Regions from separate parts of the Mus musculus genome. Here all the other regions are linked to region 1. A link is a loop called in an ENCODE intact Hi-C map of the cell type or tissue named here. Cell type or tissue: left cerebral cortex. All regions are shown on one strand.

Evidence for each region. Hi-C counts contacts between places; a loop is a spot of excess contacts. Peaks named below come from ENCODE experiments on the same cell type or tissue, not always from the same donor. Only the 100,000 strongest peaks of a DNase experiment are listed, where the experiment ranks them.
Region 2: it touches region 1 in a loop (4-fold over the local background); 25 of 42 quality-filtered maps call a loop at or near these places.
Region 3: it touches region 1 in a loop (5-fold over the local background); 25 of 42 quality-filtered maps call a loop at or near these places.

The regions. Positions count from the first base shown.
Region 1 is chr15:75,880,869-75,888,868 of GRCm38, reverse strand. It overlaps Mroh6 (maestro heat-like repeat family member 6), which reads left to right and starts at 97. Exons shown (of 14, transcript NM_001282443.2): 1 at 97-442; 2 at 683-835; 3 at 993-1,147; 4 at 1,751-1,868; 5 at 2,052-2,236; 6 at 2,324-2,461; 7 at 2,592-2,706; 8 at 2,791-2,934; 9 at 3,015-3,188; 10 at 3,415-3,582; 11 at 3,805-3,924; 12 at 4,113-4,215; 13 at 4,299-4,364; 14 at 4,500-6,509. The coding sequence starts at 146. The coding sequence ends at 4,732. In left cerebral cortex, CTCF peaks have their summits at 934, 4,565 (motif pointing right) and 5,886; DNase peaks (open chromatin) are centred at 928, 1,081, 1,887 and 4,598; H3K4me3 peaks cover 1,004 bases; H3K27ac peaks cover 236 bases.
Region 2 is chr15:75,723,223-75,731,222 of GRCm38, reverse strand. No RefSeq gene overlaps it. Among named protein-coding and RNA genes, the nearest start is that of Mafa, 21 kb to the left of the region's middle. In left cerebral cortex, a CTCF peak has its summit at 3,454 (motif pointing left); a DNase peak (open chromatin) is centred at 3,454.
Region 3 is chr15:75,710,446-75,718,445 of GRCm38, reverse strand. Rhpn1 (rhophilin, Rho GTPase binding protein 1) reads right to left here. Exons shown (of 15, transcript NM_001163465.1): 6 at 7,867-7,991; 7 at 7,614-7,780; 8 at 7,265-7,458; 9 at 6,736-6,892; 10 at 6,548-6,655; 11 at 5,995-6,189; 12 at 5,368-5,444; 13 at 5,081-5,227; 14 at 4,835-4,996; 15 at 4,027-4,394. The coding sequence ends at 4,221. Among named protein-coding and RNA genes, the nearest start is that of Rhpn1, 10 kb to the right of the region's middle. In left cerebral cortex, CTCF peaks have their summits at 3,392 (motif pointing left) and 6,178 (motif pointing left); a DNase peak (open chromatin) is centred at 3,362.

The sequences.
Region 1 (8,000 bases):
AGACTCGCATGTACCTACGTCTATGCCCACGCCACCACGCCTGTCTGTAGGCCCGCCTGTGGGCCCGCCCGGGGCCTGATTCTAGGTCAGGTCTGGACACAACTTCACTGGAAGAGTGGTGGCAGGTGCCGCTGGTAGGAACACTATGGCTGGGGGTGTGTGGGGTCGGGGCCGGGACGGCCGGGACGGCCCTGTGGGCTCCCTAACTCTGACAGCTCTAGCGGAAGGAATCCGGGCTAGCCAGGGGCAGCCTGTGGGACCCTCTTCTACAGGCCCTCAGTCTGATCCCCAGGAGCTTGGGCCCGAGCCTGAGCCCTATATTCAAACACTCACCCCTGCCTTTGAGGCCCAGCCTGGGAATGAAGTGGTTGCCCCCACAGCTGGTAGTGAGATCTATTCCCCACACAATGCCCAGGAGCCAGCCCCCGAGAGACCGTACCAGGTGAGTAAGAGGGCAGATGCTGGATGATGCAAAGTTTGGCTGTTCACTTGGGCACTAGAAAGACAAGAAGTACGGGGGGGGGGGGGGCATTGAGGAGTCCTGAGGGTAAACGGATGGAAAAGATCATACGGGAGGAAGGTTTGTCGCCATCTGAGGGATGGGAAGACTGGAGGACTAGGGAGGATAGTTGAGATCGGCTTGGGGACTTCAGAAACTCCACGTTTCATTCTTCCATCATAGGCTTCCCAGTATTCCTGGGAGGAAGGAACCCTTGCAGACCTTGCGTTGTATACAGCTGCCTGTCTGGAGGAGGCTGGCTATGCCGGGACCCAGGCAACAGCGCTCACTCTGTCCTCAGCCCTGGAAGCCCGGGGGCAGCGGCTGGAGGACCAGGTTAGCATCCCCATCCAGAGAATCCTGCAAGCCTCCCTTCAACCTCGACCACACTCCCCCTAAAGGCTGCTCTGAGTGTAGGGAGGTGCGGTGCTGGCAAGAGTTTCCTTTTGAGGTCCTGGGGCTCTAACTACTGACGTTTGTTCCTTTTACCCAGGTCCACGGTCTGGTGCGTGGGCTGCTGGCACAGGTCCCTAGCCTGGCAGAGGGGAGACCCCGGAGGGCAGCCCTACGGGTGCTGAGCGCACTGGCTCTGGAGCATGCGCAGGACGTGGTGTGTGCGCTGCTACCCAGTTCGCTACCCCCGGACCGGTAACCCTCCCCGCCCAGCCGCGCTGCGCTGCCCCACGCGGCTTCCTTCCCCCTTCCCGCTTGATAGCTTGGTCATAGGATCTGGTTCCTGCAGCACCGGGCAGTAAGGGAATAGGGCCCCGGAAATCCCTTCCCCTAGACTTTTGCTGGTGTTACACCACCATACCTGGGTTTAGTTTAACTCTGACACTCTCCTCTCTCTCTCTCTCTTCTCCTTTCCCTCCATCCCCTGCTTTTTACCTGAAGATGTGGGCGGCATAAGTAAGCACGGTGGCTTGATCACCTAGAAGCCTCTGGCTCTTCGGGTCATTTACCCCAATATTTATTTTTGGTTAATTCTTTACAATAATTTTAAAAATTAAAAAAAATAATGTTAGGTCTGTTTCCCAGTAGCTGACACAACGGGGCTCACAGTGTAGTCCAGAGGGCTGCTGATCTCTGGGGCTGGCTCTGTTGTCGTCTGCGTTTGTCTTCTCTGGGATATGGGATGGTGGAAGGGTAAAGGATGGTTTGCTTCTGGAGCCTTTTCCTAGAGGTCGCCGTGGTGGGCTTTCCTGAGGATTCTTTGCAACTCCTCTTCACTACATGGCCCCTCACCCCTAGGGCAGCCTCTGAGCTGTGGCGAAGCCTAAGCCGGAATCAGCGAGTAAACGGGCAGGTGTTGGTGCAACTGCTGTGGGCACTGAAGGGTGTGGCGGCTCCCGAGTCTGAGGCCCTGGCAGTAAGTGGCTTCAGCAAGAGCCATCAGGGGGCGTGGCCTACACATAGGGGCGTGGTCTGGCCACAAGCAGCCAAAGAGTAACCACTTACGGTAGGACTAGCTCCAGAGTTACACTTGTCTGGGATATCCTGTACACATCCAAAAATTGTCAGAATTCCAAGGGTGGGCTCACTTGATCTACAGGCCACTCGCGCTCTTGGAGAGATGTTGGCCGTCTCTGGCTGCGTGGGAGCCACTCGAGGCTTCTACCCTCACCTGCTGTTAGCACTGGTCACACAGCTGCATGAGCTGGCTCAAGGTGCTCATTCCCCCGACAGCCCTAAGGTTTGGGAGCCTTCCCACCGAGGGCCACCTCACAGCCACGCCAGGTGAGAGAAGGTACCCTGGGATACGTGAGTGGTGGGACAGGCCTCCCTTGCCCTCACTGCCCACTGCACAACTGTTCGCACCTCCAGCTGCACAGTGGAGGCCTTAAAGGCCCTGCTCACAGGGGATGGTGGCCGAATGGTGGTCACATGTATGGAGCAAGCAGGAGGCTGGAGGAGACTGGTAGGAGCCCACACACACCTGGAGGGTGTCCTGCTGCTGGCCAGGTGAGGAGGCAACCCAGGACAGTACAACAGGAGAAGGCTCCCTGCTAGCCAGGTGCGATGGTGGCATGGGGGAGGAGGTGGGGATGAGCCCTTCCAAGCGGAAGAAGAACTCCCCTTTCCCCTACTTCAGTGCCATGGTGGCACATGCTGATCACCATCTCCGAGGCCTTTTTGCGGACTTGCTCCCTCGGCTACGAAGTGCCAACAACCCGCAACGCCTCACCGCTATGGCCTTCTTTACTGGGGTGAGCCTGCTTCCCAGAACGGTAGTGAGTGGTGACTTCCTGCTCAGACACAGAGATATGCTGACTCCGTGCCCCTTTGCTTAGCTGTTACAGAGTCAGTCTACTGCACGTCTCTTACGTGAGGAAGTCATCCTGGAGCGCCTTCGAACTTGGCAGGGTGACCCAGAGCCCACCGTGCGCTGGCTAGGCCTACTTGCCCTTGGCAACCTTGCAATGAATCGTGGGAAGGTGCCGACCTGGAAGATGCCGGGAGAGGTGGACGCTAGGTAGAGTCTGGAAAGGTCCAGCCACAAGTCCTGTCTTTACAGATAAGGCATGTGAACATGTTGCTGCCAGTACTCCTAAGAGCACTGGGCGAAGGTGATGTGCGGCTCGTGGGCGCTGCACTTGGCGCACTGCGGAGACTACTGCTGCAGCCCGGAGCACCCGTGAGACTCCTCAGCTCCGAGCTTCGACCACGTCTCCCACCGCTACTGGACGATGTGAGCAAAATCCTGCCCTGTGGTCCCACTGCATCCCCGTTGGAATTGTCCACAGACACTCACTCCTACCCACGGGCTCTGCCTATGTTCCCCGCTCAGTTGCCTGTGGACCTGCCACCAGATTAAGGCCTAATTTGCAGCCCTGATCAGGCCTCGTCCCTCCTTACTCTGCACTGATCTTTCCCACTCTTGCTTCCTTGAGCTCTGACTATATTTTTCCACGAAGGCTCGCGACTCGGTCCGCGCTTCGGCAGTGGGACTCCTTGGAACACTGGTGCGGCGGGGCCAGCGGGGGCTCCGGCTGGGGCTTCGGGGACCCCTGCGGAAACTGGTGCTGCAGAGTCTGGTGCCCCTGTTGCTGCGCCTACATGACTCGAGTCAGGACGCTGCTGAGGTCAGTCTTCTGTCCCATATCTGACTCATCCAATACCTTTCCTACCCCGTGGCCTCTCTGAAGATTTCAGGCTAGCGACAAGAATCTCAAGGACCTTTAGGTCCAGGTCTTCGCTTGGGCACCTCACCCTGGGCTCTGCCAACCTTTTCTGGCCACCTTCCCTTTCTTTCCACCACTTGCCATCTCCTGGACACCCAACCCTGCTTGCTTTCTCCATTCCAGAGCTCTGAGTGGACACTAGCCCGCTGCGATCAGGCCCTTCGATGGGGCCTGCTGGAGGAGATGGTAACTGTGGCTCACTACGACAGCCCTGAGGCTCTCAGCCGCGTCTGCCACCGCCTGGTTAGTAGAGAAAGCACCAGGGTATAGTCAGCCGCTTGCTTGCCCAAGGAGTCTATAGTCCACTCTCCCTCAAAACAGAGTCTCTACCTGAGCTAAACATGACCACTGGTCCACACAGCCTTTGTTCATGTTACCTGCTCCATGAAGGACTGGTACTTCCATCCTGTCACAAGCATTTGTGTTCCTAGGTTCAGCGATATCCAAGCCATGTTCAATACTTCCTGAGTCAGACCCAGGGTTACCTGCGGAGCCCACAGGATACCTTGCGTAGGGCAGCCACTGTGCTAATAGGTGAGGCCAACTTACTCACTTAGGGCTCTGAGAGCTGGGCCAACCTTTTCTAGGGCTGGGCCAGACCTCTCAATTTTGTACAGGTTTCCTGGTCTATCATACGAGGCCCAAAGGAATCAGTCAGGACCTGTTGGACTCTCTGTTCCAGGGTGAGAACCAGATTTAACATGGGGTAGAGTGCTGGAGAGGTGGAGGGTTCTGGGGAGGAGTCGATAGGACAGAATGGGTGAGGGTGGACCCCGGGCTCCTTTTTCCCACGCAGCCTGAGTTGCCCCTTTGTGTAGACCTAGGACAGCTGCAGGGCGACCCGGAGTCTGCGGTTTCCTCGGCAGCGCACGTGTCTGCCCAGCAGGTGGCGCTGCTTGCCCGGGCGCAGGTCCAGACACGCAGCCCCAACCTCTTCCGCTTCATCCGCCGCCACCATTCATACCCTCCAAGGCCCCATCCACTCTATGACGATAGTCCGTTCCTACGCCGGAGCCTTGCAGGCCGATGGAGCTGTCTTGAACCTCATTGAGCCAGGCCCGGTATCCAGATTTGTGGGCGCTATCAACGCTGTCGCCAGCCCCCACTATAGCAGATCTGCAGAAGAGACCTTACTTGAAGGGTCGCTGTGGGCCTGGTGCTGGCCACTGGTGCCCCTCGCCCTGTAACTATTTTCTATGGGCCCACGACGTGAAAACTGCGTTGCGGATGGCACATTCTACCTCAAGTGCCTTTTATAGTCTTGGTCTATTTATTCTTTGCCAGGCCAGTCTGTCCACTTCTGGAGTGTGCCCTTCCTAGGACTAGTCAGCCAGAGTCCTATCTGTCATGGCCTTCCTAGTTACATCAGTAATCCAGCCCTCCTGGTTCATCCTACCTCTCTTCCCTACAGCTGTTCTAGCTTAATGTGCCCTTTATTCAAGAGGCATTGGCCTGTTCTCCTGTCTGTCCCTACTCCTTTGGATAACCAATCCATTTCCTATCCCCACTCTTGTCAGAGCCCACTCATCTAATGGTGTTTTCTAGAAGGTATCTCTAACATCCGTTCATGCTGGAGAGCCCAAGCCAGGATTGCACCCCTGGGTTGAAGTATGGAAGCAAGCACTCCACACCCACCAGACTGTGAATGGGTATGTCATTACCCAACGCCTTGTGGATGGCGTAGCTGGATAGACAGGAAGAGTCGGCCACAGGGGTGACCCCACCTCTCCAGGCACTGGCAGAGGCAGCTTCCTCCACACAGAATGGTTACCATGGCTTCAGGGAGGCCTGCTCACAAACACAGGGTATGCACCATGTAGTGATGAGTTGGGGGGGGGGGCTGTTTCCCCCACACTGGGGTCTCCTGGGGACAAGCATGGGGTCCTGTCTTACATTTGCTTCCCTAGCACCTACATGGAAGGTATTTAAAATCAGCATGACAACATGGCAGGGCTTGAACGTCTGGCTGAGAAACTGGTTGTGATGAGCTGGGCCTGGCACAAGGTCTAGCTTGGCTAGAGATGAGCAAACCAGTATGCAGCAAGACCAAAGTCAGGCTAGGGCGATGGATGGTTCAGTGATTCAGGGCACCTGTCTGTCTTGCAGAGGATGTCTTGCAGAGGACAGGATTCTACTCCATGTATCCACAAGGTGGCTAGCAACTCTCTATAACTCCAGTTCTAGGGAGCCTGAGGCCCTCTTTTGGCTTCCACAGGTAGTACATGCATGTGGTGCATAGACATTTAGGCAAAATACACATAAAATAAAAATACGGATAAAATAAAAATACTCCCTCCCTGCCTGTTAAGGACTAATATCAGCCTGAGGGCAGGACTCAAATTCCAGTAGCTTAGGGCAAACGCTCGTTAGGGCCTGAATGGGTTCACCTTACGGCAGAGAAACTGCCAAAAGGTGTGTACCACAACCGCCCAGGCCCGGATGCAGTCATAACCCTACCAGGACCAGAGGTGGTGGCACAGCTGAGACAGGATCATAAGTTCAAGCCAGCCTGGGCAATTTGGTGAGACCTTGTGTGGTAGTTTGAATAAGCTTGGCTCAGGGAGTGGCACAGTTAGGAGGTGTGGCCTTGTTGGGGTAGGTGTGGCCTTGTTGGAGGAAGTGTGTCACTGTGGGGGTGGGCTTTGAGACCCTACTCCTAGCTGCTTGAAAACAGTCTGCTCCTGGCTTTCTTTGGATGAAGATGTAGAACTCTCAGCTCCTCCAGCGCCATGCCTGCCTGGACACTGCCATGCTTCCTGCCTTGATGATAATGGACTGAACCTCAGAACCTGTAAGACAACCTCAATTAAATGTTGTCCTTTATAAGAGTTCCTGGTCATGGTGTCTCTTCATGGCAGTAAAACCCTCAGACAGAAGTTGGCACCAGGGACCATTGCTGTGATAGGCCCGACCACGGTTTTGTTTGGAGAAATAAGGATTTTGGTTTGGGAAATAGTGGAATGCTTAAAGCAGGGTTTAATGGACCATCCTCGGAGAAATATGGAAGATGTTGGTGCTGAGAATGATTTAACTGTGCAGACCTGGCCCGATAGATTTTAGTGGAGAAGAATGTTAGTATGTGGCTGAGAAATTGTTTTTGAGATATTTTGATAAAGAATGTGGCAGTTCTTGCCATTGTCTGAAGAGTCTGCCTGAGGCTGAGGTGAAGAGGTTTTAAATAATTGCATTGACGATGAAAGTCTCAAAACAGCCTGGTATAAAATCTGTTTCATGGTTACTAATGTTCACTCTTTTTTTGTTGTTTTTCTTTTTCTTTTTCCTCTTTCTTTTCTCTTTTGGTTTTTCGAGACAGGGTTTCTCTGTGTAGCCCTGGCTGTCCTGAACTCTGTAGACCAGACTGGCCTCGAACTCAGAAATCCGCCTGCCTCTGCCTCCCGAGTGCTGGGATTAAAGGTGTGTGCCCCCCCCTGCCCAGCCCAGGATTCAGTTCTATTTCACTTCCTGCTGCATCTTTATTACTTGAACGATACATTTTGTATTTTTCCTTTCTCAGCTTGCTCCTTTTCATTAAGACACTCTTCATAACAGCAAACCCGGGTCGTGTTAGGTGCTATTACCTGGATTGTTTTCACTTGGACTTTTAATCTGGAATTACCTGGATTGTTTTCATTTGGACTTTTAATCTGGAATTACCTGGATTGTTTTCACTTGGACTTTTAATCTGGAATTACCTGGATTGTTTTCACTTGGACTTTTAATCTGGAATTACCTGGATTGTTTTCACTTGGACTTTTAATCTGGAATTACCTGGATTGTTTTCATTTGGACTTTTAATCTGGAATGAGCTACAATCCAGAACAGAGGGCGCAGCTGTGATCCAGATCTTGAGACCAGAAGACGCAGGGATTTTGATCTGGAACTTGAGGCACAGTGGCCATGAAAAGTGTAGTATTGATAATTTAATAAATCCTGGTGCAGGGTTGCTACCTGCCTCAATGGTTTATGTTCCCAAATGAAAGGCACACACATAGCCTTTACATTTTAATATGCCTCAAGCAGCACAATAGCTGGACGACTGCCTAACCTTCATGTTGTTAGAATCTACTCTGCCAATAATTCCGAGTTACTACTTAATAACTTCTGTGTTTCACCATGGCTGCTTTAGACCCAACTGAGCAGCCCTCCGGGCCACGTTTTCTTGGTCCCTTTACTTGGCAGCTCTGCCTCTCTGTCCTGCACGTCTCTGGCATGACTTCCCTCCTCCCTGCCTCCTCTTTGAGATCCCAAGCTCAGGAAAATCTAAAACCCCTCCTCTTTCTCTTCTCCCCAGCTATTGGCTGCTGGCATCTACAGTAAGA
Region 2 (8,000 bases), 160 kb after region 1:
GCTCTATATAACCCAGGCAGAAGCTTCCTGAAGACTGGGTTTGGCCCAACAGTGAATCCTTATGCAGGGGAGCCCTGAGGAATATCAGATGGGACAGCTGGACCATTTCAGACACTCCCCCACACACACACACATACTCTAGGGCCGAAGGAGGCTAGGCTATGATTGTTGGAGCTAGCTGAACAATTGTCTGCAGTCCTTGAAGTTCCAAGGAGGAAGGACAATGGGCTTCATGGCTAGACCCCAGGAAAGAGAGTAAGGGACCTCAGATCCAGTTTTGTGGCCAGCAGAGCTTGAGTAGAGACCCTGAAGCCTCTGTCTTCTGCCCATCCCCCTCCACACAGAGGGCAGGGGCTGCTGGGCAAAAGTCTACGAAGACAGCACTCTCCCATAGCATAAAGGGCTCACTGTGAAACTCTGGCCCAAGCAGTCAGGAGGCATCTCCACTAGAAGGACAGAGGCAGTGGGCTGGGGGCTGGGTAGGGCTCCTCCCAGAGGCATCCATCTTACCAAGCCTTGCCAGGGGAGCTAGTGGCATCAATGTCAGTGAGCTGGGCGATACTGTGGGGACAGGTCCTCGTGTCACTGTAAGCCCTTGTGCCGGGAGGACAAAGTCATTGGATCAGTTTGCAGAAGAACCTGGAAGCTTAGGCATGGCTCTACTGCAGGGCAGGCATCAGGCTGCCCTGGGCTGCCACAGGGCTTCTCACACAGTCCTGCCTATAAGGAGCCCAGACAGAGTAAAGAGCCCAGCGGGGAACCATGGGGCAGGAGCACCACAGCAGGAGGCAGAGCCAGGCAGGGCAATGTCCTGGGCTGGCTTTGGGATTATATGATTTTTTTTTTTTTTTTTGAGATGCAGTCTCTTTATGTAGCCATGGCTCTCACACAACTTGCCATATAGACAAGGCTAGCCTTTAACGCACAGAAATCTGCCACCTCCTGAGTCCTGAGATTCAAAGTGCCATTACTCCTGGTCCTACTATACATGGCCCCGTGTGCTTTATTAAATAGAAACACTAACGCTGCCTGGCTCTCAGTGTATTTCCTCACAGTGAGGAAATGAGCCAGACAGTTTATCCATCAACCCCCAGGGCATGTTGTAGAGGGGAACACGGCACCTGCTGTGGAATTAGGCCAGGCAGAGGCCAGAGCTGGGATGAGCAGACCCCTAGCTGGGTGGCCATCGCCCATGTTACCCCCTCTGGTTACTTCTTATCTGTACCCCCACTATGTCTTCTTCACTGATACCCCACAGGACTTCCAGGGGCCTTAGGAGACACCCCAAACCAGCCTAACCTCCTTGGTAAGCCAAAGGCTACTGGGTTGGGTTCCAGGCCACTCTGCCAAACTATGAGCGAAACACATAATCAATATTAAGGGTGAACTTAACTCCAGAGGCTGTCCTTGGGTCTCTCAAAGGCTTCCCCTCTGCTGCCCGGAACACTATTACCATCCACCTCAGGTTTCTCTGCTGGGTTCTCCATAGGATGTGTGCTAAAGAAGGGCCCAGTAGTTGTGGCCTGGGCTGGGTGTGGTTGAAGACAGCTTGAGGCCGGGACTCTGCAGAGGGATGTTTTTTAGGGAGAGGTAGGAGTTTCCTTCAGTGAGACCAAAGGTCTTTAGTTGTCGCCCAAAGCACCTAAGATTGGACAGGACCAAGCAGACTATGCTAAAGACAGAGAAGAAGGCCCCTCCCTACTCCCATAAATGGACCCAAGCTTTGCTGCCTGATAGAAAGAGACCCAGACAACCATAAAACCTCACACTGCTGAGAGCAGAGAAGAAACCGGAAGGTTCCAGCAGGGTAGAGTAGGGGCGGATACAAAGGGGTCAGAAAGGTAAAGTGTCTCATCAGGCATGCAACCCTTTTCATCCACCCCCACCCCCACGTATACCAGACTCAGGATTGCAGAATAGGGACCTCTGAGGTGTTCTGAGTCTCACAAAGCACATGTTGGAGGTCAGGGTACCGAGAAATGAGAGAGAACCAAGGAAGAGGCCGTCGCAAGCTCAGAGAGCTGAGTGAAGTAGCCACAGGAGAGTCGCTACACCATCCAGGTGATAGGCACACAGGAGAGAAAGCTCAGACAGGACATGATGACACAGTTGTGTGGGGTCAGTCCACATATAAGCAGGACCCAAGGCTGGAAGTGTTCAAGAGGAAGAGAGGGGAGGGGAGGATACAGGCATAAAGAGTGGGAGGGAGGGGATGAGAGAGAGACAGATAGAAATGAAGGAAGGGGGAGGGGGTTCAACTATGACTTGCTGGATGGTATGTAGACACCCAGTGTGACCAACTGGTCTGGTAACTAGAGCCAGAGGTGACTAGGAGCCCACAGGGGTAAGGGGATGGAGGCTTGTGTTCTGCAGTGGCGCGTACCCCATCCTGTACCCCCAGGGGGTACAGAGCCCATCAGGAAGCAACACACTGTTCTCTTGCAGCTCAGAGCCTCTACGGAAGGACAGGTGGCTTCCCACCAAGGGAGGTGCAGGCCTCAGGGATGGTGGTGCACCGTGGCTTTTGCCAGCCTGTTAAACAAGAACAAAAACCAAAACCACATTCCCCATCAAAGCCACACAGTGTTTCCAGCAGCTTTTTCTGTGGTGAAGCAGCCAAGGTGCTCTTCAGCAAGTGATGCATGAATGAACCACAGTCCGTTCAAACAACAGAAAATGACCCAGTACTGACAGACTCCTTACGCAAAAGACAAGAGCAGCAGATTAACTTTGCTGGCAGGAAAGGTTGGAGATAGCAGTGCTGCCTGGTCCCCGTCCCGCAGAGTCACAGACAGGGGCCAAGTCTAAGGTAGGTGGGTGTGGCTTTGGGATTGTGACCAGTCACCACAGGACTGAAAGCTAGAACCATTCTATCACTGCAATGCAAGCTGCGGCTGACAGGGCGTGCACACACAAACAACCCCCTCCAAGGGGACGTGGAAATCCTCAATCATTTGTCTACAATCTAAGACAGCTCAAGGAAATAACGCGATTAATTATGTGTATAAGAAGAAACTGCGAAGAGGCATTTGGGTCTGGCATGGCTCCCGCCTCTGTTGAAGGGAACACAGACGTGGGGATCTTCCTGTCCCCGGGGTCACAGGTAGAGAGGCAGGGCTTAAATAAGACCTTGAAGGGGCTGGGGGTGGAGCTGTGTTCGTGCCCGCCCCCTCCCGTCTGTCCCGATTTGCATCCCCCTCCCCTCTGCTCTCCTCCTCCCTTCCCCTTTCTCCTTCTTAAGTCTCCCCTCCCCTCTCTATTGCCAGGGCCAGTTCCCTGATGAGCTGATCAATGCTCATCACCATTCGTGGAGATTCTAACTCAAGTGTGGCATCTCAATCAACATTGCTGCCGTCCCAAGCTATCGACGAGAGGCTTGTGAACAAATGAGCCCTTTGACTAGCCCCTGGCCTCCATAGAGCTGTTACCTATCTGGGCTCTGTGCGCCTCCTAGTGGTTGTGTGGTGAAACACAGCCTAGAAAGCTTTGGGCAGAGTGAGGGAGTAGGCAACCAACCTGTAGGAGGCACAGCACAAGTCCACCCTGTGTGACCTCTGGTCTCTGACCATCTCCAGTCACACCCTACACAAGACACCTTCATAAGACCCCAGAATGGGGCAGTGCTGCATACTTTAATCACAATTCTTGGGGGCCAAGGCATGTGGTTCTTTGTGAGTTCAAGGCCAGCCTGGTCTCTAGCTAGTTTTAGGCCATTCAGAGATAAAAGGTGACAAACAAACAAACAAACAAACAAACAAGAAGCACCGCAAACAAAAGACACCAGAACATACCATTCCCAACCTGCGCAGAACACTCTCCCTGCCCCCATTCTCTAACTAGTATGTGCTAGAGTCCCACAGTCCCCCTGGCTGGCTCTGTGCTTGTCTCCCATGTGTTCCAGACTACCCTGCTGCCCACAGTGCCTGCCTCAGGACTTTCACATGTCCAGGTCCCTAGGCAGACACTTCATCATATCTGTAATCTCCTCTGCATCTGACCAAACCACTCCACCTAGCACGCACCCCAGCCTTGCAGCCCACACCCCAGCCTTGCAGCCGCACCCCAGCCTTGCAGCCCGCACCCCAGCCTTGCAGCCCGCACCCCAGCCTTGCAGCCCGCACCCCAGCCTTGCAGCCCGCACCCCAGCCTTGCAGCCCTCACCCCAGCCTTGCAGCCCGCACCCCAGCCTTGCAGCCTGCACCTCAGCTTTGCAGCCTGCACCCTAGCCTTGGGCTGTTCCAGAAGTCGGGGAGTCTTTTGCTGGCTGATAGTTATCTTCAAAACTTGGTACATAGTATGTCCACTGTTGACTGAATAAATGAAATAACCGGGTGAGAGGAGGGGCAGGAGAGCCTGGTGGTCACAGACCTGAGCTTGGAGTCGCCTGCAGAATGCTGACACCAGCTCTGGTCCTCCTGTCCTCATCAGAGCGTAGCTTCTCACCCGAGGAATGTCTGGAGCCATCTGTTGAGGCCATAGGTCAGGGTTGAGTCCTCCTGGGGGGCGCTGTGGAGGCAGCATGGTGGGATTTTGGCAGAGAGCAGAAAGGATTTCAGCCCTGCCTCGCTACCCCTTCTCTAATATGGCAGAACTCTGTGGCTCGTATGCAGGGGCAGAGATCAGAGGCCTCGTTCACCCTCCTCAACTCCTCATCCTCCTGGAAGAAAGGCTGGCACAGCTAAAAGATGAGGAGAATCCTTGGCTCCCTCAGATGCCTCTGGGCTCTGGGCATCAGTACTGCAGGGGCTGGGGCCCCTGGAACCTCTTCTGACACACTGCTTATCCACTCTGACTTCTGAACTAGCCTGTCATTGGGTGACTGCCTCCTCCATCCTATTAGTAGCCTGGACTAGGCATGGCAGGCACCTTGTGTGTGCATGGTCAACTGACTCTCTGACCCAACTTCTCTGTCTTGTGCTCTGCCTGGGTCAGTGACACCTGAGCTTTGAGGGTTCCACAGTGGGTCTGTGTATGCAGGGCTGATCCTGCTGCCAGCTCCACTCACTCCTTCCCCAGTTCGCAGCAGAGACTAGTAGGCCCAAGGTCAGTGGACTTCATATTGACAACGTCTCTCCACCCTAGGCTGTCGGAGGGAGGGAGGAGGCTGTTTGGCTCGATACGGCCCATCTTGTGAGACAATAAATTTGGCCATTGACCCAGCAAGCAGACGTCGATAAATGAACGGTTAATATAAACATTGTCCTTCCCAAATTAATCCAGGCTGTGGGGGGGGGCCTGGGAAAGTGGGAAACTGAAATATGGAAGGAGGTCGGAGGACAGGAGCATCGCTGGGAGTCTCTCAGCCTTCACACACCCCTGTGGGGAGGCAAATGCGCCTTTCTCCCTCAGTGAGTGTGCTCTGAGGCAGGCGTGTGCTCTCCTAAGGCAGAAACACAAAGGGAAATGGCAGAACCACCCCAGCCTAGGTGAATCTCCCTACTTCCTTCTTCCCCCCCATGTTACTTGAGATATGTTTAGCTGACAAAGGGTTCACTGCTATATAAATACATGTCTTGGAGTGTCTATGTTTTCTGAAGATCCTAGTGTGGAGAGTAGACCTATCCAACCTGTGCTGGTCACCCCCCTTTCTGAAGTAGGACTCAGATTCATGAAGAATCCTAGCATGCTCAGTGCCCTCAGGTAACTATGGCCCCTGTGTTTTCCATGGAGAAACCTTGTGGTGATTTGAATGAGAATGGCCTCCATAAGGCTCCTATAGTTGAACACTTGGTCCGCAGTTGGTGGGACTGTTTGGGAAGGATTAGGAGGTGTGGCCTTGTTGGAGGAGGTGTGTCACTGGGGACAGGTTTTGAGGTTTCAAAAGACTCATACCATTCCCATCATCTCTTTCTCTGCCTGCAACTTATGGATCAAGGTGCGACCCTCAGCTGCTCATGCCGCCAGGGCAGCTAACCCTCGGCAACCATATGCCTCAGATGAAGTGCTTGCTTGTTTGCGGCAGGATTTCTTTGTGTAGCCTTAGCTGATCTGGAACTCACTCTGTAGACCAGAACTCTGGCTCTGAACTCACAGAGATTTGCCTGCCTCTGCCTTCCCAGGGCTGGGATTAAAGGCGTGTGCCACCACCGCCCAGCACATTAACTGTCTTTCTTATGTTGCCTTGGATGTGGTGTTTTATCACAGCAACAGGAAAGTAACTAAAGGTGCTGCTTATTTGGAGTGGCACAGGCCGTAGCCCAGAGCACTGCTCTGCTCTCTGCAGTGTGGCCTGCTGTTTTCTCTTCCGGCACCGGCAACCAGCTGTACTCAGCTTTCCTCCCGTGTCCTGTGTCTAAGCCTTAGGAAAACGGAGGCCCAGAGCTCCCTGGATGGGCTGTGAGGTCCAGTGGGAGGCCCACTCATTAAAAAGGCCACTGGTGACACAGGCAGTTGCCCATAGGTTATGGTCTCCCTCCAGGTCAGGTTGGTGGTACGTGCTGTAAGCCTGCAAGCTACTGTCCCTGCTTCAGAATAAAGAACCAACTCCCTCCAGGCCCTGACTTCCCCAGTGGGAAAGCTGCCTCAGAAGCTCCCAGCACAGAGCAAGGTGGAGAACCCATGATGGATGGGCACTGGGGAGGAGGGGGGCTTGCTGGGGGGTGAAGGGAGGCTGGCCTGCCCTGACTGGGCAGATGGGAAGTAGCTGTCAGCACCTAATGGGCCTGTGACAAATGGGGTGGGATTCAGTGGACGCTACCTCTCCATGCCTGCCCCAGAAAGGCTCCAAGGATGGGAGATTCCCAGCCCCAAACTCAGGAATCATTACGTGAATCTCAGGAAGCCCAGGAGAGGTCTGGGTCCATTTCTGTGGTTCTTGGGGGGGCGTTTCCTGGATCCCCTGCATGGACAGAGACAATCGGGTGGGGGCTGGGGCCTGAGGTGGGCTTCCAGTGGCTCACGCCCTACTGACTGGCCAAAGCAAGTGCTGAGCTCAGCGCTGGCTGACCCAGGGCTTTAGGGACCATTAAAAACATTCTGGGCTGCCGGCCGCCAGAGACATCAATCTATGCTGGACACAGCGCTTCTGCTCTCTCTCTCTCTCTCTCTCTCTCTCTCTCTCACCTCCCCCGAGCTTCCTCCGGAGCCTTACCTCTGGTCTCCAGCTTCACTTTGGCCTGTCTTAGCTCCTATCCTCCTAGATGAGGGCTCCTCTGCCCTGCTGTTTGTGAGACACTTATCCCCAGAGTCTCAGGGATACACGCTGTTGAGAACTACCCTGGGGAATATTCTGGGGGTCCCACTGTCAGGAGGCCCTAGAGGAGATGTAGGAGAAGGGGCTGTCCAGCTAGGGAGATGCCATCCGTGCGTCAGAGGACCAGCATGGGAAACTGGGAAGCTGGAGGCAACAGTGGATATGGCCTTAGCAGCACCATGCTGAGCGTCACAGACCTTTGCTGAAAATGGCTGAGAGGGAACTTTGGAGTATTTTCTAATAGGCTGTGGAGGTCCAGTTCCAGCCTGTCTGGGCAGGATCTGGGGTAGTTGTCTGACTATATTTCCTGAGCTTGGGTGGGGCTTGGCTGCCCAACCGAGGGCCCTGGAAGTTGGAGAGGTGATGATGGAGGTTGCTGGGCCCAGGCAGCAAGTGTGAGCCCTGGGCCCCATTCACTGCTAAAAGGAGGAATAACAGAGGAATAAGAAGCCAGGGACTGTCCGAGAGACTTCTGCGAATGCTCTGTGTAGTTCAATGGAGGGGAACCATCCCAGGCCTGACTTAGGAGTCTTGTGGGCAGAGCAGGGCTAGGGAGACAGGGGGACATGCCATTGTTGCTCAGAGAGCCACTTACAAGGGAATAAGCAGGCTGGGCATAGGGGGACAGTCCACCTGTGGGAAGGGCACTTCATGGTGGCACTGTGGGATGTAGCCCCTGCTTCCCTTGCATGTACCCAGTCTGTAAGAGAGCCCGAAAACACCACCAGGTGGGAGGGAACAGGCCAGGCCAGCAGGATCACTGGGACACTGCTGTCACCAACCTTCATGGTGCCCTAGGATCCCTGGA
Region 3 (8,000 bases), 170 kb after region 1:
AAGGTGTTGATGCCAGGGATAGTGGGTAAGGTCAGGCAGACAGGAGCCAGGGAGGAAGACCAATGCTTCATGGTTTGCTCTACATGGCCTGCTCAGCTTGCTTTCTTATACTTCCCAGGACTACCTGCTCAGGGATGGCACCACCCACAGCGAGCTGGGCCCTCCCACACCAATCATCAACGAAGAAAGTGCCCCACAGACTTGCCCACAGGCCCATCTGACTACCCTCTGAAGGTCCCTTTCCCCCAGGGTGACTCTAACCTGTGTTAGATTGACAGAAATGAATTAGCACTGTGGCAGAGGCAGGGGACTTCAGTGATGGCGGCACGGAAGTGATTTTGACATAAGCCGTGGTTGAATGGGACGATGGAGGTTGGGCGGTAGAGCAGAGACCCGTGTTGGTGGGGATGGAGATGGGGTGAAAAGCTGTTGGGGAAAGAGAAGAGTGGGGAGGAGGAGAGAGAAGAGAGGGGGAGAGAAGAGAGGGAGAGGGGAATGTGAGGGTTGTGAAGTTGGGGATACAGAAGCGGAGAGTGAAGGGGGTGTGTGCCTTGCAGAACAGTTCTGGGGCCTCGGGGCAGGTGTGTGGGGAGATCACTTCCACAGCCTGCAGGGGAGAATGGGACTCGGGCCTCATGAGTGGATAGGGCCAGGGTTGGGGCCTCTTTGGTCCTGTCCTACCTGACACATGAGAGCAGCATGCTGAGGACAATGGTTGCAGGTGAGGGGCTGGGTTGTGGCCACAGCCCACTCATCTCCTCAGAGCTGAAGGAAGAGCCACAGGACATACATAGCTGGGACTGGAGTCTCAGTGGCCTATACGGGTACAGTGCATCTTTTCTTGAGTCAGAGCAGAGCCCTTGCTGGGCCTGTCTAGTGTCCTCTGCTCTTGGAACAGGGCCAAGAACATTTCTACTCCCGAGGGAGCCAGGGTCCTGGGCCCCCATTGTCTAGAGAGTTTTGTTGCCCTGCCCACCAGAGTTGTGGGTTCTGTGCTCTTGGTAAAGAGCCGTGGCAGGCCACGGTGTGATGGCTGTTCTCTGGCAGTGGCTTTCCGAAAGCCGATAGGCTTTCTAGCCAGGCTAGTGTGATCTGGACTGATCTAGCTCCTCCAAGGCCAGCCGCAGGTCTTCACCCTCTTTCTTATTTTGGGAAACGGAGGCACAGGCAACTAAACCGCTGTAACTCTGTGCCTTGTTCTGGCTTGGCCATCTTTTTTCTCCCCCGCCTGGGCTATAGTTCTGAGTAGCTCACTCCTGCATCTGTCCTATATCAGTTGCCTCTCCCCACTTGAGCCAGTACCCAGCCAGAACCCCCCCACCCCCTACTGTGGGCTCCTGACTTAGGTGCCCCATCAGGCAGGACACATGTCTGGCTTGCATCTTCACCCCTCTTCCTTGGACAGCCCAACCGTGTAGTGTTAAATTTACTAAGGGATGACAGGAGTTCAGGGACCCACCTCCCCGGCCTGGGAGCTTTGGTGCACGGCTTTCTCCCATGTCTGCAGCTGAACTCACAAATCCCTGGCCAGTGGGAACAATGAACAAAATAAAATATTGATGGGCATGGGGGGTGCGAGTGGTAGGCGGAGGCTCTGGGCTGGGCCTCAGACCCAAAGCACACATGTGAAAGGAGGGGCCTAGAAGACGGTAGCCCTGAGGCCCCTGAGGTTGAGGCAGGTAGCAGGGTCCTTCCACCTGGCCATCTCTATTTGACTATCCATCACCAGCCCCCCACTCCACGTGCACCCCGCCCTCACTCCATCTCCACCCCCACTCTCTCTTCTGCGCCTCCCTCTCCCACATTAATCTCCGGGCCTCTCACTGCTGATTCAAGCAAAACAGAGTTTGCCTTTTCCCCTCTCGGCAGATTTTGTTGGCAAAGCAGAAAGGAATCACAGCATACGCACGTCTCAGCCTCCTGCCCAGGGAGCCACTCTGAAAATGAAGCACCCCTCCGTGGTGTGAGCTGACTTGGGTTGTATGTGTGGCCAGTGCGCACAGGCACCTCACTTCTACGAGCCTTGTGATCTCCCTGATGGTTCTGGACCCTGGCTCCTCATTGGCTGTGAGGAGACAGGCCGGTCCCTGTTCTTCCCTCTTGGGCAGCACATGTGTGACATATGTCACTTGTCCTCTGCAGGTACTCGGAGCCCTCACTAGCCAGTTGGCCCTATCCTTGTTCATGACCCCAGGGTTCACCTGTGATCCACAAGCCAGAGGCTGCAGTTTTGAGCAGGGGTGTGGCCAAGCAAAAGCAGCCCAAGGTGGGGACATCGACTCTAAAGGCTGAGAAGATGCCAGCTAGGTCAGAAGGTTTGGGGAACTGTGTGGGGTGGGATGGTAGGAAGAGATAAGCCAGGGTAAATGGGCCAGAACCAGGATTGCTCACATTCTCGGTGGGGTACCCATCAGCTGGTCCATTAGGGTAGCAGTGTGTGTGAAGATCAGGGCCAATACCCTCCAGCATGCCAGTGTGCGTTACATACACCCATTTTCTCGTCTAAAAAGTTCACACAGAGGGCTAGGTAGGGCTTCCCTGGTCACTCAGTCCTAGCCCAGATGGAATTCTAGACTCTACCTGGTCTTGGGAGCTTTCTCACCTTGACAGCTGGGCCTGAGTCAAGGACCTCTGTCCTCCTTCTGGGAGGAGTCTCCACAGCACAGGAAGGGCCTTAAGAGAGGTCCCTGAAATGGGGAAACTTTTGAGCCAGGTACTTGAGAGTTAAGGCAGAGAGCTCAGTTAGCAAGGGCCCAGGAGTGAAGGCGAAGGCGGCATGGAAAGATTAGTGGAGAGGGTACAGACAGGCCCTGGTAGCCTAGCCACTCACTGTGCAGGCGAGGGGCAGCTCCAGGCGTCATCTCAACAGATCACCCAAGATGTGCTTGTGTGTGTGTCCCACGCTTACTGTCCTCCACAAGGTCTGCCCCCCTGTCATTCCTGATTATCATGTAATGGCTTCCTTGACACACAGTTTTATTAATAAAATTTGCAAGTGTTGCGGAGCCTGAGCGGCCTTGTCCATTCTGCTGAGCTGGAGATTGTCCCGGGAGGGCAGGTGAGTGGATCCCCTGGGTGGGTGCCTCTCCTATTTCAGAAGAAAGCTGCGTCTTCAGGACTCACTCCACTCACCGGCTGGCCCTGGACGCGGATGTCTGGCCAGGGTGATGGGCGGCAGAGCCCTGGACTGTGTAGGCAGACCTGGAGCATGGACTTGGGTGCTCTCCCCTGGGAGCCCCTGGGCAGAGGCTTGAAAGGGCGTGGGTGGGTTGCTGACTATGGCCGCTTGCTTCTCTTTCCTGGGCCGTCCTCAGGTTCTCAGAATCCTGGGGGTTGGAAGAGCTGCAGCCTCCTCGGGCTGCATGAATGGGTGACAGCCGCCCCCTGGTGGTTGCAGAGAGCAAGTTCTCCATCTAATTTGTTTTGTTTTCTTTCTAGTTCGGGGACTGAGCCCAGGGTTTCTTGCATTCTCTACCACGGAGATACATACAGCCTTTCTGTTTCCATGCGGAACCTTCCAGGGCCTTTGAGGGAGAGCATCTTCATGGCTTCAGCCATGCATAGCTCAGGACTGCGTTTCATATGGTGTCCCCACCCTGTCCCTCTGAGTCCGGGTCCTGAGCCCATCCTTCTGGGGAACCTGTCAGGACCTGCGTGGGAGCAGGTAGAATGGGCAACAGGATGGTCTGGAAGCTGGGGAAGCATGAGGGGACTGGAGATAAAAATGTCTTTGCTGAGATCTTACACACGGAAGAGCTGACTAACCAGCAAGGGAGGCTGGTGACCAGAAGGGCTACTAGGAACCAGGCAGAATCAGGGTGGAGCCGTCAGGGTACATGCCCAGAGCAACTGGATGTGAGGATAGAGCCAGGCATCCGCAGAGTAGATGAGGCATGGCAGGGGCCAAGGGGCCTGCTGCTGGAGGACAGCCCCAGCTCTGCTGCCCTCTGCAGAGGGAAACTACATCTGGACTACACTGAGACATCTCTCTGGTGGGGTAAAGTGACCGAAGCTTCAGTACCCGACTCAGACTCACCTCATCTGACCAGCATTTTTAATAGACATCTCTAAGCAAGGTGGGGGCAGCCTGATAGTCCCCAAGAGTAGAGGACAGACCCCGCTAGGCACATCTGGCTAGTTGGAGCTGATTCCAGGGTGATGTACATAGGAGTATGGCCCCCACAGCCATCCTGAGCACACAGGGATACGGGGTGTCCAGCTCAGGGGCAGGTGACACAGTTCCTGTTGGTGCAGGGGTCAGGGTGGCTTCCAGTCTTGCCTTGTTTATTCTTGCGGCTCCAGCCAAGGATGGGCCAGGGGCGGGTACGTGTGGGCATCGGTGTCTCAAAACCACACTCTCTCTGGTTCCACAGCAGTGCTGCCCGTCGGGGTCCCTGCAGCCAGGACAGAGATGGATGTTGTCAGCCATCACTGCCTGCCCTATCTGTGGCCACCCTGAGAAAATATTAGAGCCTTCTAGGAGCCATAGGTGTGTTAGGGGCATGTTAGGGGCATTTGAAGTGGCCATGCGAGGCTCCTTGTTTGTTGCTTGCCACCCAAACCCGGGGTGGCCATGCTGGACAGATGTGACCTCTGGGATAGCCTGGTCTACTCTGGGGACAAAAACCCCACCAAGGTGGTCTGGGCGCTTCATCTGGAGTAGGACAGTAGCCACGCTATGGAGGCACCATCAGAGGTGACCACTGCCCAGAAAGCCACTCCTACTAAAGGCTACCTAGCTACTTTCCCTTTGAGGACCCGGGGGTGGGGTTGGGGACAACCAGGGCTGGGTAGGACTGAGGGTTGGGGAGCTTTTCCTAGGCCAAGCGCTTACTGTGCCACGTGGCTCAGGGCTGGGCAGCAATGACACGACCTGCAGGCTCACGCCTTCCTCGCCCATGCTCCTCAGCTGTGTCACCACCTCCAGGTGCTTCCACCACTTGCACGGCTGCCCGTTCACGGACACGATGTAGTCGCCCTCCTTCAGGCCAGCGGACTGCGGAGAATGTGGATCGGTGAGGTGGTGGCAGTATCTAGCGGTCCTCTAGGATTCCAGCACCCCGGGCTAGAGGGCCTTTACCTCAGCCTGACCCCCAGGGACGACAGCAGCGATGAGGACTGGAGAGTCTCCGCGCAGCGTGAACCCGAAGCTTCCCTCTCCTCGAGTCATGTGCACCGGCCCTACCAACTGCCATCGGTTCTTGGTTGAAAACACAGACAAGGGTCCCTGGGAGGAGACAAGTGGTGGAGGGCTGGCTGGGTGGCAGTCACAGAGCCACTGACCCCCATCTTAGCCCACACACCCTGGAGCAGGAACAGGGGTGGGGCCGAAGGGAGGAGGACAGGTTGGGGAACTGGCCTGCTCACCAGCCGATGGAAGAAGTCAGTCACCTTCACCTGCGACAGGCTAGGCATCCTCACCTCTGGGGTCTGGTGAGTCTTGGCTGACCAGGTAGGAGGGAAAGGAGGATTGGAGCTGAACCCCAGGCCCTTGGCCCTCCCAGAACCAGCGTTCCACCGGTGGGATTTGGCTCAGCTCAGAGGAGTGTGTGGCCCGAGGGGGCACATGGGACCGTCCTGGGTCCTCAAAGCCTAGCTGTCCCTACTCACAGCTGGGGCTACACTATTTCCCTGAATATACGTAGAGGTTCCCAGGAATGTACTTGGAAGCCCCAGCTGGCACTGTGCCTCTGTCCCCTCTTGCAAGGCAAGAGTCAAGTGGGGAAGGAAGTGGCAGGGGATGCTGGGCTGATATCCTCACAGTCTCCACTTCTCAACACAGCCTGCCTCCCACCCACCCAAAGAGGGCTTTGCTCACTGTGTGAGGCTGACCTTCAACTCTGTCCTCCTGATTCAGGGTCCCTAGTGCTAGGCTGGGATCTATAGACACGTGCTACCACACCCGGCTTGCTGACTGCCTCTCAGCTGTAGCTGCGGGGGCTCAGCTTGGCCCTCTGACTGGCAGACTCATCCCGAAGGGCCCTAGATGCTCACGTTGGATGTCTGGGGCCTCCGTAGCCTCGAAGAAGTCATCCTCGCGCTCGAGCTGTGAGTACTTGGCCAGGGAGCGCCGCAGTGCCTGAGTCACCACAACCTGCAGCAGGTCCACCTTGCGCAGGACTCTGCACAAGGTGTGAAGCCGCAGCGCCTCCTCCTGGCCCAGGATGGCACGCTTCAGGTGGGCCTTGGCTGTGCACAGGCATGGCACTGTCACACGCACGCACGCACGCACGCACGCACGCACGCACGCACGCACGCACGCACCATGCATCATGCATACAAGCTGGCCCCTTCCAGGCGGGGTTCCAGACCCTCTGTCTCAGGATGCATTAGGAAGTGGAATGAGCCACAGGGTTGGATGGTGTTGACCAGATTGGGAAAGTCCTGCCAGGCCCAACAGATCAGCAAGGGAAGAAAGAGCTGTCCCCAGCTGCCCAGTTTAACAACCCTCGTCTCAGCAGTTCCCACCAACCCAGGGATGTCAGCTGCTGAGTGGCTGTCGGGGCCACACCGTGGTTAGCCCAGGGCCCTGCCTGGGATGTCTCACCAAGCTTCCTGCGGTCTTCTGGGTGCTGCGGCAGTGTGGGGCCCAGGGGCTCATGGGGAGTGGAGGGCTGGAAGACGTGCTCCTGCCTTGCGAGTTCACCCTTGGCTGCTGCTAGGGGTCAGAGAGTCCATGAGCCTGAGTAGGGAGCCTCTGTGGGTCCACACAGGCATGAGGAGGGACACACTCACGGTGGCTTTCGCAGAGGGCCATGGCTGCATGATAGTGGGCCAGGGCGCAGAAGTGCTCAGCCTTGACGTGCGCCAGGTTAGTCCAGGAGGCAGGCAGGTAGTCTCGGACAGGTGGCTGGGCCATGGCCCGGTGCACAAGCCCATATTCAGTTGCCACCTGCCAGCAGGCATGAAGGTACAAATGGAAACTCTGTCTTTCCCTCAGCCCATTGGAGCTCAAGAGACAAGGCCACTGCCTCTGCACCCTGGGCTTAATCTCCATCTACTCTGCCCCAAGTTCCAGCAGCCTCTCCCTAGACTCCAAGCTGAGCCAGACCTGGGCATCTGGGGGCTCTGTTCCTATTCTCAGGACCTCAAGAAAAGCTGGGACAGCAACTGGCTTTAGCGAATGACACAGAGCACTAGATGCAGGTGCCCATCCTTCCCTGACCTGGCTCCATCCCAACTCTGTCCCTGTCCTCCTGAGCTCTGCTCTCACTCTTTGAGTGGCCACCAAGTCGGGCTTCTGGGCAGGGCTCCTTGCCCTCACCTGGGCAGCTTCCTGGGCCAGCTGCAGTTGATCTGGACAGATGTCAGGTGTGGCAGAGGCTGGCAGTAAAAGGCCCTTGAAGATGCATTCCTGTGCCTGGGCAATCATGAGCTGCTCCAGCATGGAGAGAGAGGCAGCACTCATGTCTGGGCTTGGCGCGTGGGAGAAGTTCTCCCTCAGGAGTCTGAAGGCCCCTGAGGATGGATACAGTGCTCATGCGGGCAGGGATTCCCCATGCCCACCAGGACGACCTTCAGAACGTCACACAGGGAGACCATGTCCACCAACACTACTTCCTGCCACAGAGCTGGGCGCCACACCCTTCTTATTTATGGTCTACAGCTCTCACCAGCAGCCCTCTGGAAAGCCTCAGCAGCGTGGTTGGTGCCCTCGGTGCAGGAGCAATCCTGCCGTGCTCCAATCTGCGTGTGGAGTGCCCCAATGTTAAACAGTACACTGCCCTTCTCGAAGGCCAGAGCCCGCTGCTGTGCCGGGACCCCCGTGAGCGAGTCGTACCTGCGGCATGGTGTCAGGATGGGTACAGTTCCCATAACGACCTGGCCTCCCTTCCCTGGGCCTCCGCCTCTGTTGCTAGCCCCTACCAGTGGAAGAGCAGCCCGGGGCTCCTGGAGGGACTGAAGAAACGTGCGTCCAGGAAACAGAGCTGGCTATAGTAGGCTGCGAGCAGATCCAGGCCCGCCTCGTCCCTGCTGGGAGTCCTCGTGGCCTAGAAGGG